Regions from separate parts of the Homo sapiens genome. Here region 1 is linked to region 2. A link is a loop called in an ENCODE intact Hi-C map of the cell type or tissue named here. Cell type or tissue: prostate gland. All regions are shown on one strand. Links, peaks and the distances in the headings refer to the core of each region. The heading gives the core; the rest is flanking DNA.

Evidence for each region. Peaks named below come from ENCODE experiments on the same cell type or tissue, not always from the same donor. Only the 100,000 strongest peaks of a DNase experiment are listed, where the experiment ranks them.
Region 1: a loop joins it to region 2, with 2.2 times the contacts of the local background. A loop is called at or near these places in 1 of 110 quality-filtered maps.

Annotation. Positions count from the first base shown.
Region 1 is chr15:70,200,822-70,206,202 of GRCh38, reverse strand. No RefSeq gene overlaps it. Among named protein-coding and RNA genes, the nearest start is that of TLE3, 110 kb to the right of the region's middle. In prostate gland, for the core only: no CTCF peak of the experiment used is centred there; DNase peaks (open chromatin) are centred at 2,061 and 4,619.
Region 2 is chr15:69,700,401-69,705,781 of GRCh38, reverse strand. No RefSeq gene overlaps it. Among named protein-coding and RNA genes, the nearest start is that of PCAT29, 110 kb to the right of the region's middle. In prostate gland, for the core only: no CTCF peak of the experiment used is centred there; DNase peaks (open chromatin) are centred at 1,341 and 2,071.

The DNA of each region.
Region 1 (5,381 bases), core at 137-5,136, 500 kb before region 2:
CTCTGTCCAGTTCTGCATCATTGGTTGAGAAACCTCACCCAGCAGGCTAGTCCCTCGCCCTGTCTACACCCCAACCTTCCCCATCCTTCCTCTCTGAAAATAATTACAAACAATTTCAAATTCTGCATGAAAAGTGTTTGTTTCTACCTAGATGTTTGACCTGACTATAAATAGAGTATAATTTTGTTTTAGACATTGAAATTAGAGAACCAAAAGCATTCTATTATGTTAGTAACCATAAGCAAGAAAGCCAGGGGGAGAAAGAGCTGTTGATAAGCGTGGGTTTGAGTCAAAGAGGCTGGGTTTCAAATTCCAGCCTTGCTATTTCTGAGCTGTATGAATGCAGGCAAGCCACTAGGTTTCCTGTTCTATAAATTGGGGATAGTGTCACCTGCCTCTGAGAACTGTTAGAGATTAAAGAGATGTTGCTTGTAAAGCCCTAGGCACAGTGTCTGCTTCATGGTAAGCCCTCAGCACAGAGAATCACACTCGTTGGGGCAGAAAGCTGGGGTCCATCCGAGGTCGCATTCCACATCTGACTTTGGGCCAGTCATTCCCTTCCTCTGGTCCTTGGTTTCTCTACTGATCAAACAGTTGGGAGGGATGGCTCTGTGTCTTTTCTGTGTCTAAATGTCTATGAGGAAATGTTTCTCTCACTTATTTAGACCCGGGAAATATGCAGCAGAGAGAGCAAGTGCATTGCGCAGAGGCAGGCGGCCCATGTTCAAGTCCTGACTTCATCGCTTCTAGCAGCGTGGTCTTGAGGAAATCACTTAACTTTTCTTAGCATTCGTTGCCTCATCTATAAATAAAGACAATCACAACTATGTAACCTTTATAAATTCAGGGCCCCATGTGGTCCAGTCCAATTCTGCAGCCAAAAATAATTGAGAAGGAATTCCATTTTTACTAGAAACTCTCAAATTATACACAATAACTTTCCCCCGCAAAATCGCTTTCTTCACTCCCCAATCCTCTTGCCATCTCCCCAGTTGCTCTGAAACATCTCACACAGTGTGATCATGAAGTGCTCCCCGCAGTGCCATGTGCACAGGACTCTTCTCCTCCCCTTCCCTACCCCTCCCTCCACTTTAGGAGAAGGTTGGAGGAGGTAAGCTCAGAGGGTATATTCAGAATTCTCTATTGGAAGAAGGTAGAGCAGCTTACTATGTGAATATTCCCAAGTAAATGAGGAAATCAGTTTCATCCTGTCACTCCTAAGCATCTGCAGGGAGGGTGAAATTAGATTATTTATATTAAGCAGTCAGCCCAGTGTCTGACACATAGGAAGTGCTTGAGATACAAGAGTCATCATTAATAGTTGTTGTGAACCTGCTAGTTCACTCAGACCCATTCCACACCGCCACCCTTCCCACCATCACTTCCCCCATCTGTCTATCTCTCTCTGTGCTAGCAGGTTCTCCAGAGAAACAGAACCAGTAGGATGTATAGAGATATACAAAATGAGATTTATGATGAGGGATCAGCTCATGTGACTAGGGAGGCTGAGTCCCTCAGTCTGCTGTCAGCAAGCTGGAGGCCAAGAAAAGCCAGTGAAGTAATTCAATCTCAGTCCAAAGGCCTAAGAAGGGAACCAGTGGGGTAAGTCCCAGTTTGAGTCCTAAGCCTGAGAATTGTGGGGCTGATGCTGTTGGTCCTAGACTGAGTCTGAGGGCCTGAGGACCCGGAGCACCGTTGTATGAGGGCAGGAGGAAAGGAATGTCCCAGAGAGCAAATTCGCCCCTCCTCTGCTTCTTGTTGTAAACAGGTTCTCAGAGGCCCTCATGATGCCCACTTGCATTGGTGAGGGCAATCATGTTTACTCAGTCTATGGATTCCAGTGCTAATCTCTTCCAGACACCCTCATAGACACACCCAGCAATCATGTTTTACCAGCTATCTGGGCATCTCTTGGTCTGGTCAAGTTGATACATAAAATCGACTGTGGCAACCTCCTTCCTGTCACTGAGCTCCATCCCGCTCACAAGTCATATCCCATGCTGTGCCTGGAATGTCCTCCAGCAGTTCCAACTCCTCCACCAGCCCTTCCTGTCTCCCAGGAAGGGAAGTGTTTCTGGTCCTGGCACACACATCCTTGGGTGTCTGAACATGTCCTTCTAGTAATGCCAAGCTGCCTCTCCCCTTCACAAAAGGCCCTCCCACTACTGTGGGCACATAAACAAACACGCTGGTTGGCTCATCAGTGTCGCAGGGGGCCCCGAGGTAGCTGCTGGTGATTCGGAGTGGATGAGTCCCCCCATCTCGGAGTGCAGCCCATAGGAAGACCAGGGCTGAGTCTCCATGGATCATCTGGTCCTAGTCGAGGAATGTGTGAGAAAGGAGCACCAGGCCTGGAGTGGGGCTCAGAGAGGAACACAAGAGAAGCCAAGGACCTTAGCATGCTGTGAGGAAGGCAGAGCCTCTGAGAAGCGGTGGCATTGTACAATGGGCACTGAAAAGCATAAGATTCACTGAGTATTGAGAGAACCATCTCAACCTCATTTAAGGCAAAAGAGTGAAGTTGAACTTTGTGCTTTCCATTTTGTCTATTTTCCCACCCCAGCTCAAGACCAGGCCTTCCTAGCGGCTCTCTTTCACCTTCTATCAAACTTTGACCTTAAAAACCTTCATGTCCCCACACGTGGCATAAATGACCAAGAATAGAGCATGATGTAAACCCACCTCCCATTCAAGGGCACATGAGTATCCTAACCAGGCCCAAAGCCTTACAAAATCAATGATGTGCTAATGGGGAAACGCCAAGCTTCACCTGCAGACAAGAGAAGTATTGGGGGTTGGGGCATGGAGAGGCCTTCTCAGACCCAGAAATTCCTCTTTGTAGGGAAGCCAACCAGTTCATGCTGCATAAAGCCAGGTCTTGTTGAGGATGTTAACATTGATGGCAAGTGGTTGAAAATAATGTTTAACAGGAGGAAATACTTTTAATCCCTTCTGGCAGGAAAATAAAACCCCAAAAATGCACTTTTTCAGCTGGGTCCATGGTCACTGTTGATGTCCACATGGGAAATTAGTGGTATGTGTGAAAATAACTAGCAGGCTTGGGGGACCTGACAACCCACATGTCACCAGTGAGATGAGGACATCCAGACCCCAAATGAGGCCATAGAAACAGCATCCATGGTGAGAGAGCAGAGAGCCCACTAAACTCTGGGATGCTCAGGGCCCACAGTGAAATGCCATCATGAGGAAGAACAGGGAGCCTGGCCAAGAAGTTCCAAATTCCTGTTACAGAAGGATTCATGGAAGGGCTCCAAGGAATCTGTCCAGGAGAAGAAAAGACTTGTGGCCTTTGATGAGCGATGAAGCTTGAGGAAGGAGGATAGAGAGTTCTGTTAAGGAGTTGACAGAGGTATGAGGTTTGAGTATTTGCAAAGCCCTCAAGCAGACTGACAGCTGGAAGTCACAGGGACACGTGTTTCAGTGAGGACACAGGTTTCCACAGGAAGAACTCTCTAACAGCCAGAGCTGCCCAGAACAGGAAGACTTACTGGATATCTACTTGGAGAGGGCAGACTAGCAGGAAGGGGAGCTCTGGGCATTGGACAGTTGGGTGAATGTATAGATGGGTAGGTGGAAGGATGGATGTACAGATGAACGGATGTATGAATGGATAGATAGACAAGCAGATGTATGTATGTATATATGGACAGTTGAACAAATGTATGGACACATGGATGAACAAGTATCAGTGAACGGGTGGATGGAGGGACACACAGGTAGATGTATGTAAGGATGGATGGATGATGAGCGGATGCCCTCAGAGCTGCCCTCCTATTCTGAGAATCCACAAATATCTCATAACTGGGGCAAGGAATACCCATTCTTTGGGATTTCACAGATCAGTAAAATATAGGGGACTGGCATAAAGTTACCAGCTTTTAACTCTGTCAAGTTAAGAACATCAGTGTAACAACCAGCATCTATTGAAAAAGATGAAACAGACTAGAATGGAATAAAGAGCAGTCTTTCCCAAGCAAGAATCATTGAAACCTCCCTTCTCTCTCTCCCTGTCTCTCTCTCCATTCACACCCACACACACATATATATACACACACACACGTATATATCTGTGACATTAATTTTACGTTAATATTATATATTATATTGTCTTCATTTTTCTTATTTAATAAACCCAGATTTGAGTGCATAATAATATATGCATTAGTGATTTATGCATACATTATTTGTGATTTTCAAATACATTTCCTGAGCCACAGACCATCATGTGTAAAAAGGGATGAATTTATACCAGTGGTCAAAAATGTCATGGCCTTGGAGACCAGGCAGACAACATAAGTAAAGCAGGTGGAGCATGGGGATTGTGGGGCAGTGAGGAGCAGTGGAAGCCACATTCACCTGACATCTTCAGTTCCACTCACTGTCACCACGCAGGACAGCAAACTGCACGTTGCTGGCTAGATTTTCAGATCTATCAGGAGAAGCTGGAAATATACATTTTATGGGGAATGTCTTGATTTCAAAATGTCTTCATTAATTTTTTTAAATTGCCCTGTGTGCAGGCCAACATTGTTTAGCCGAGCAAAACGCACACACACACACACACACACACACACCTGTGGGTCGGGTTTGGGCCGTGTGCCATGGCTTTGCATAGAGTTTGCAAACTCATAGCACCTGGGCCAAACCCAACCCGCAGGTGTGTGTGTGTGTGTTTGGAGTTGGGATGGGAAGGAGGATGGAGTTGGGATGGGAAGTCATGGGAAAAGGTACTAAAAAGAACAAGCAAAGAGCTTCTCTGGTTACTACTGGGGTGAGTGGGCACCAAAGAGGGCCACCAGATTCCTCCTGCTACTAATGGTTTCTCTGCAGTCTATTTCCAGAAGAGCTGTAATCGGGTTCCCAACAACCTATGATTTACATCCCGGCCGGTGTAAAAGATATTGTGCGGAGTCTTCCGAGTGTGCTCTGTGTGTTTGTATAAATCTCCCTACTCAAAATATCTCCCACAGTTGACTGACAGCCCATGTAATTTAGCAGAAGGCTAAAAATTAAAATCTTCGAGCCTGCTGAGGGAGTGAAAGAATACAGTAACACTACGGTGCCGCCCCCTCGCCCAGGCCCAGGCTCGGCAGATGCCAGGGCTGTTCATTTTGGAGACGGAACAAAATATTTGTATTTAGATTTATTAAGTCATTATTCCACCATTTGTTCCAATGCGCTTTATTAAAACCAGATCTCATCTCTGTTTTGAAAGTATTACCTGATTTACATAAGCCGATCCCAGCCCTAATTATGGCTTCCTTTGGTGTCTTTTCATTCCGGGGGAGGCTTGCTCTCCCCCTCCTGTTTTTTGTCGCCTGCCTTTATGGCCCATATGTCTGCCTTGAGATAGCAAGCAT
Region 2 (5,381 bases), core at 154-5,153:
AAGGTCTTATCTCCAGATACAGTCACATTGGGAGTTTAGGCTTCAACATATGAATTCATTTCATAGGACCAACCAAGGAAGGAATTTAATCATGATGTCATAAAAGGCTGCCAACATTCAATATGCCTCTCTAGTAAACCTAGCAAAGGCCTTTGCCATCCTTGCTCCATCTGGGAGCCCCTTAGAGTAATTTTGCTACATTTTCTTAAGGCTGCCATGACCAAGCCAGGTCTCTGTAGAGCCTGCCTAGTGGATACTGTATTCAAGTCTGAGAGGGGGAGTTCAAAGTCCTCAGCAGCTTCCTGCAGAAGACAGCACTGTGAAAGATTGGAGATGCACGGCTCTTCCTGGGCGCAGGAAGAGTGCTGTCCTGAAAGCTGGGCCTTCCTGTGTCCTTCCATTCCCCTGTAAGACCTTAGGCAATTCGCTCCCCTTCTAGAGGCCATGTTTAAAATGAGGGTGGCGAATTGATGATTTCTGAGAGCCTCCCACTACTCTTGCTTTACCTATGTCTAGAGAAAAGTAGATTCAGAGAGACAAAAGTAAACTGCTTAAGATTTAGGCCAAGAAAGAATTCTGACTTCTTTGCTAACTGTCGAGAACCCTTGGGCAAATGGTTTAATCTCTGAATTTCTCCGTCTGGAGATGGCGGTTATAATAATTACCTCCTTCAGGGATTTCCAGCATCACTGTGATAGACTGATTGTTTTAGGGCCCTGATTCTTCACCCTTCTCTGTGCCCATGAACTTTGCCTGTGACTTTGTAAGTCCTCCTGCTGTGAAGAGAGAGAGTCTTTCTCCCTGCTGTGGGTGGAATGTTTGCCTTCTCCCAAAACGTATATGCTGAAACCTAAACACCAACATGATGGTATTAGAAGATGGGGCCTTTGGGAGATGATTAGGTCATGAGTAATCCCATGAATGGGATTACTACCCTTTTGAAAAAAGGCCCCAGAGAACTGCCTTGCCCATTTCGCCACATGAAGACACAGTGAGAAGGCAACATCTACGAACAAAGAAGCGGGTCCTCACTAGACACCAAATCTGTCTGCACACCTTGATCTTGGACTTCCCAATCTCCAAATCTCTGAGAAATAAATTTTTGTTGTTTATAAGCTACCTAGTCTATGGAATTTTGTTAGAGCAGCCTGCGTGAACTCTGTGATTCAGAGTTCGGCCATGTCACTTGCTTTGGCCAGTGAGATGTTAACAAATGTGACACAAGCAGAAATTTGAGAAAGTGCTTACAGACTGGGTTTGCTTACTTTTGCACTCTGCCATGGCCATGAGAACATGCCTCAGCTAGCCTGCTGGAGGGTGAGAAACACACAGAATGGAGCCAATATGCCCTAGTTGTCCCAGACGAGGCCAGCAAAGATCACCCAGCAGCCAACACATCCCCAACACATAAAGAGCTCTGCCAAGGCCAAGAGGACCTCCCACCTGACTCATCAGACCAACAAGCTAAAAAGACTGATTTTTTTAAGTCACCGAGTTTGGGATGGTTTGTTGCACAGTATTATTTTGGCAATTAATAACTGACACAATCATAAAATGACACACAACAGGTACTCAATAAGTGTTTATTTCCTGCATCATCTCCCCACCCCAGACCTTCAAGTGCAAACTTAGTTCTTACAACGATAGTTGGGAGACATAAATTGTGGTCCTGGTGCATTTTAAGCTTCAATCTCATTGTTACTCCTGCTTCAGATTGATTACAGACGCTGACTGCTCAATTTTGATTAAATACTAAATCATAAGCTGCTTACAAAATGCCTGCAAAAAGCTGACATTTATGAAGTCCAATAAACTACTTGTAAGAACAGGAGTGCTAGATTGGGAGAAAAAAATAAAATCTTCATCCAAACAAACATCGGTTGACAGCAGACAGATGGTCAGAATCCCTTACTTGTAAACTGGAAAAATTAAGATTTGGCAAGAGTTGTCTGAAAAGAACTAGCAAACATCAAAGTTTCCCCTTTCAATGCTGGTGTTTTTCTGGGCCTGACTTCAATATTTTCACAGGCTACTGCACGGAAAAGGTGTTGCAGGCCTCCGCGTTGCTGGCAAGGAAAGGCTAAGAAATACCAGCAACGATTTATAGGAAGCAAGGTTGCCAACATTCCAAAGAGTGAGCGTTTAAAAGCCAGCAACTGCACATTCCCATAAATCCCCATAACTCAGCATCAGGCCTTCCCCTTAATCTGCTGAGGTGTGAGGGAAGGGAAGGTGGAATTTTCTAACTCGATTTTCCACTTGGATCAGCTTTCACAGGGGTGACTGTTGAGTTAATCTTTCAGGGGCCGCAGAAGTCTTAATAGTAATGGAATCCACCCTTAAAAGCAGAGGGCCGGGCTCTCCTTATGTTTGTTAAATGAAGTAATAAGAGTGCTAAGAGGGGCTTTGGCTCTGGCAACAAGCCCCATAGCTTCAGGAGAGGCAAAGGCTTTGACTGTCCTGGTTCTCATTTTTCCCTGACTTCTCGGTGACCTTAGAAGTGTTCAGAGAGTGAGTTTGTGCAGATGAGGTGAGCTTGTGTAGTTATCTGGCTATGTACAGAGTATGCCAAGGATTGGCAAGCTGGCATGGCTCCAAACATGGCCCTCGTGCACCCCTTGGGAGCATTGCTTCTGCTGCTTTGATTGCTCGGGACTCACACAAGCCCATGACTTTACAAATGACAGAACTTGGGGGCCTGCAGTGTTCCACACTGGACAGATCATGGTCTTTAGGCTTGGGAACCAGACCTAGCCATCTTTGTCTCCTCTTGGCTGCACGGGCGAGGTCCTGAGCCTCGGTTCTCCATCCTCCAAATGGAAATCATGTCTGCCTCACCTGGTTATTGAAGAGGGTGGTGACATAGACAGAACCTAGAGGAGACAAACTCATAAGCAGGTCATTGCAATATATAGTGGGTGTAATGATAAAGATATGCCTGAGACATTATGGGAACACAAAGGACATCTGGCCCAGTCTGGGGCTGGGTTGGGGTTTACAGGGAAGCCTTTCCAGAAGAAGTGACACCTGGACTGAGTCTTAAAAGTTGAATAGGAGTTAACTGACAAAAAGGATAGAGATGAGCCTTCCAGGAAGAGAAGACCAAGTGAGCAAATTGTTGTCAATCGGTTTCTGTTTGGATACCCCCAGTGATGGCCTGTTGACAAGCCCATTGCAGCTAAGACAGCTCAGACTATTAGAAAATTCATTTATAAAGAGGAAAGTCTCACTGTGGTCCTAGTCCCCACACAGGGAATATATTGAAGCCAGCTCTTGTGTCTTTACTTCTCCTTGCAAGAGGGTCCCGGCCTAGCAGGCATTGCTCATGCATCAGAGTGAAGTCCTACACCACACAGGCTTCTTACCTGAATCCTAACCCAACATTCCAAGAGAACAGGGGTCAAAGCCCTGAAAATGCCCAATGGGCTCATTTGGTAAATGAGTAACCTTGGAATTGGAGCTGGATTTCAGAGTGAAGGATCTAGCTCATGCTGCAGGATTCGCTCAGGATAGAGGGTCTGGCCCAGCTCTGCCTCCAAGGGTCCATCAGAACTGTAGTCTCAAGTCCTGATTGACAAACAGAGATATGGAGAAAGCCATAGCTCAATCTACCCTCAGGGAGTAGTGAGTAGGGCAGGTGTGTCCAGAGTCAATACACAACATGATTTAGAAGCAGACCTGGCACACAGTCAGGGCTCTGCAGGTGTTTGCTGGTGTTATTATTACCTCTCAGAGGTGGAGTAGGTAAACCTGTGTGACCTAAAGGGCCCAGCCCTAGACTGTCTCCCCCACCTGCCTGGCACAAGCCTGAAATTCACTAGGACTTGTCCCTTTGTACAACACAAATAATAGATATTCCTGACAGAGCTAACTCTGTGCCTCAGATCCCTCCTCTAGACAATGGAAGCAATAGTACTGTAGACAATGGAAGCAATAGTCCTCTAGACAATGGAAGCAATAGTACAATGGAAGCAACAGTACTTCACTTACAGTACTTAACTCCGATGACAATTAAATGAGCTAATCAATATAAAAGCACTCAGAACAACATCTGGCATGTAGCACCACATACATGTTTGTTAAGATGATGATGATGGTGATGACTATTCATTATTCCAGGTACTCAGTAAATGTGTGTAGCAAAAAAGAAAAATAACAGAAGTGTGTGATAGCTCAGAGGGAGACCTATGGTTATTTACTATGTACATGAAAAACCCAGTAAAATATCACTCTATTAAAAGACCAAGTGTGTTCTCACCTCCCACAATTCATGACTTAGTTCCAACTTGCTGGTCACTGGAATCAGCTGCCTCTTCTTTGCCTCCCCTGGGAGTTGCCAAAAGCAGTGAAAGGAAAGAGCTCTGTGCTTGCTGCCAGGAGACTTCTGTTTGAGTCCCTGTCCCATCCCAGTTCTCCAAGCTCTGCCCCTCCCAGGGCCTCAGCGGCCTCCTGTGTAAAGTGACAACTGGTGGCTATGGCCACAATAATATTTAAACACTTACATACTGCAATTCCCCTTCCGAATCCCTCAGTAACGTCTCCTAATTAATCACCTAGTATACTGCATTCTAAATTAATTAAATTAAAAGTAATTAAATCCAGGAAATTGAAATTAGTCTAATTAGATTAGAGGCACATCCAGTGATGGTGGTGAGGGGTGCCACATAAATTGGCCAATTTTGGTGCAGAAAAGATAGACTTAGATTATATACAGGCTGTTCAGAGGGAGAGGCAAGCCTTACAAAGAATAAGTCCAGGTGGGCAGAATAATGATATGGATGATAATAACAATGGTAAACACAAATAACAGGTTCTACCTTCATCAGGGCTTTCCTGGGCGGAGCCATACTATTGAATCCCCACAAAACCCCTCCAAAGTAGGTGCTGTTGTTATCCCTGCTTGAAAGATGGGAAAACAGAGGCTGTAGGGTATGGAGGATCATGATAGAAACCCACATGGTCTGACTCCTGAGGCCCCTCCAGCCCTCTCCAGCCAGCCTCCTGGATCTTTATGTAGAACTGATCGCCTGCATGGAAAGTGGTGGGTGGTGACCCCCACACCTATCATCCAGTATGGTCTGGTGATGTCAAGAGCGGCTGACTTTTATCTTCCTATGATGCATACACGATGGATGATGTTCACAGACATGCCACACTCAAGCATGGTTCTGGCCAGACATGGTGATCAAGAACTGTGAGGTGTCTGAGATGACTTTACCCTGCTTGGAGGCTAGCAGAAGACACAAGACTCCTGGGTCAGAGATCAAAGATTTCATGACTCACAGAAGTAGCAGGATCCAGAAGCAGTGCTTTTTTGCATTGGCTCCCTAAGCTCCAAATCTTACAGAGCAGCATAGGAAGGGCCACAAGGCTCCTGCACA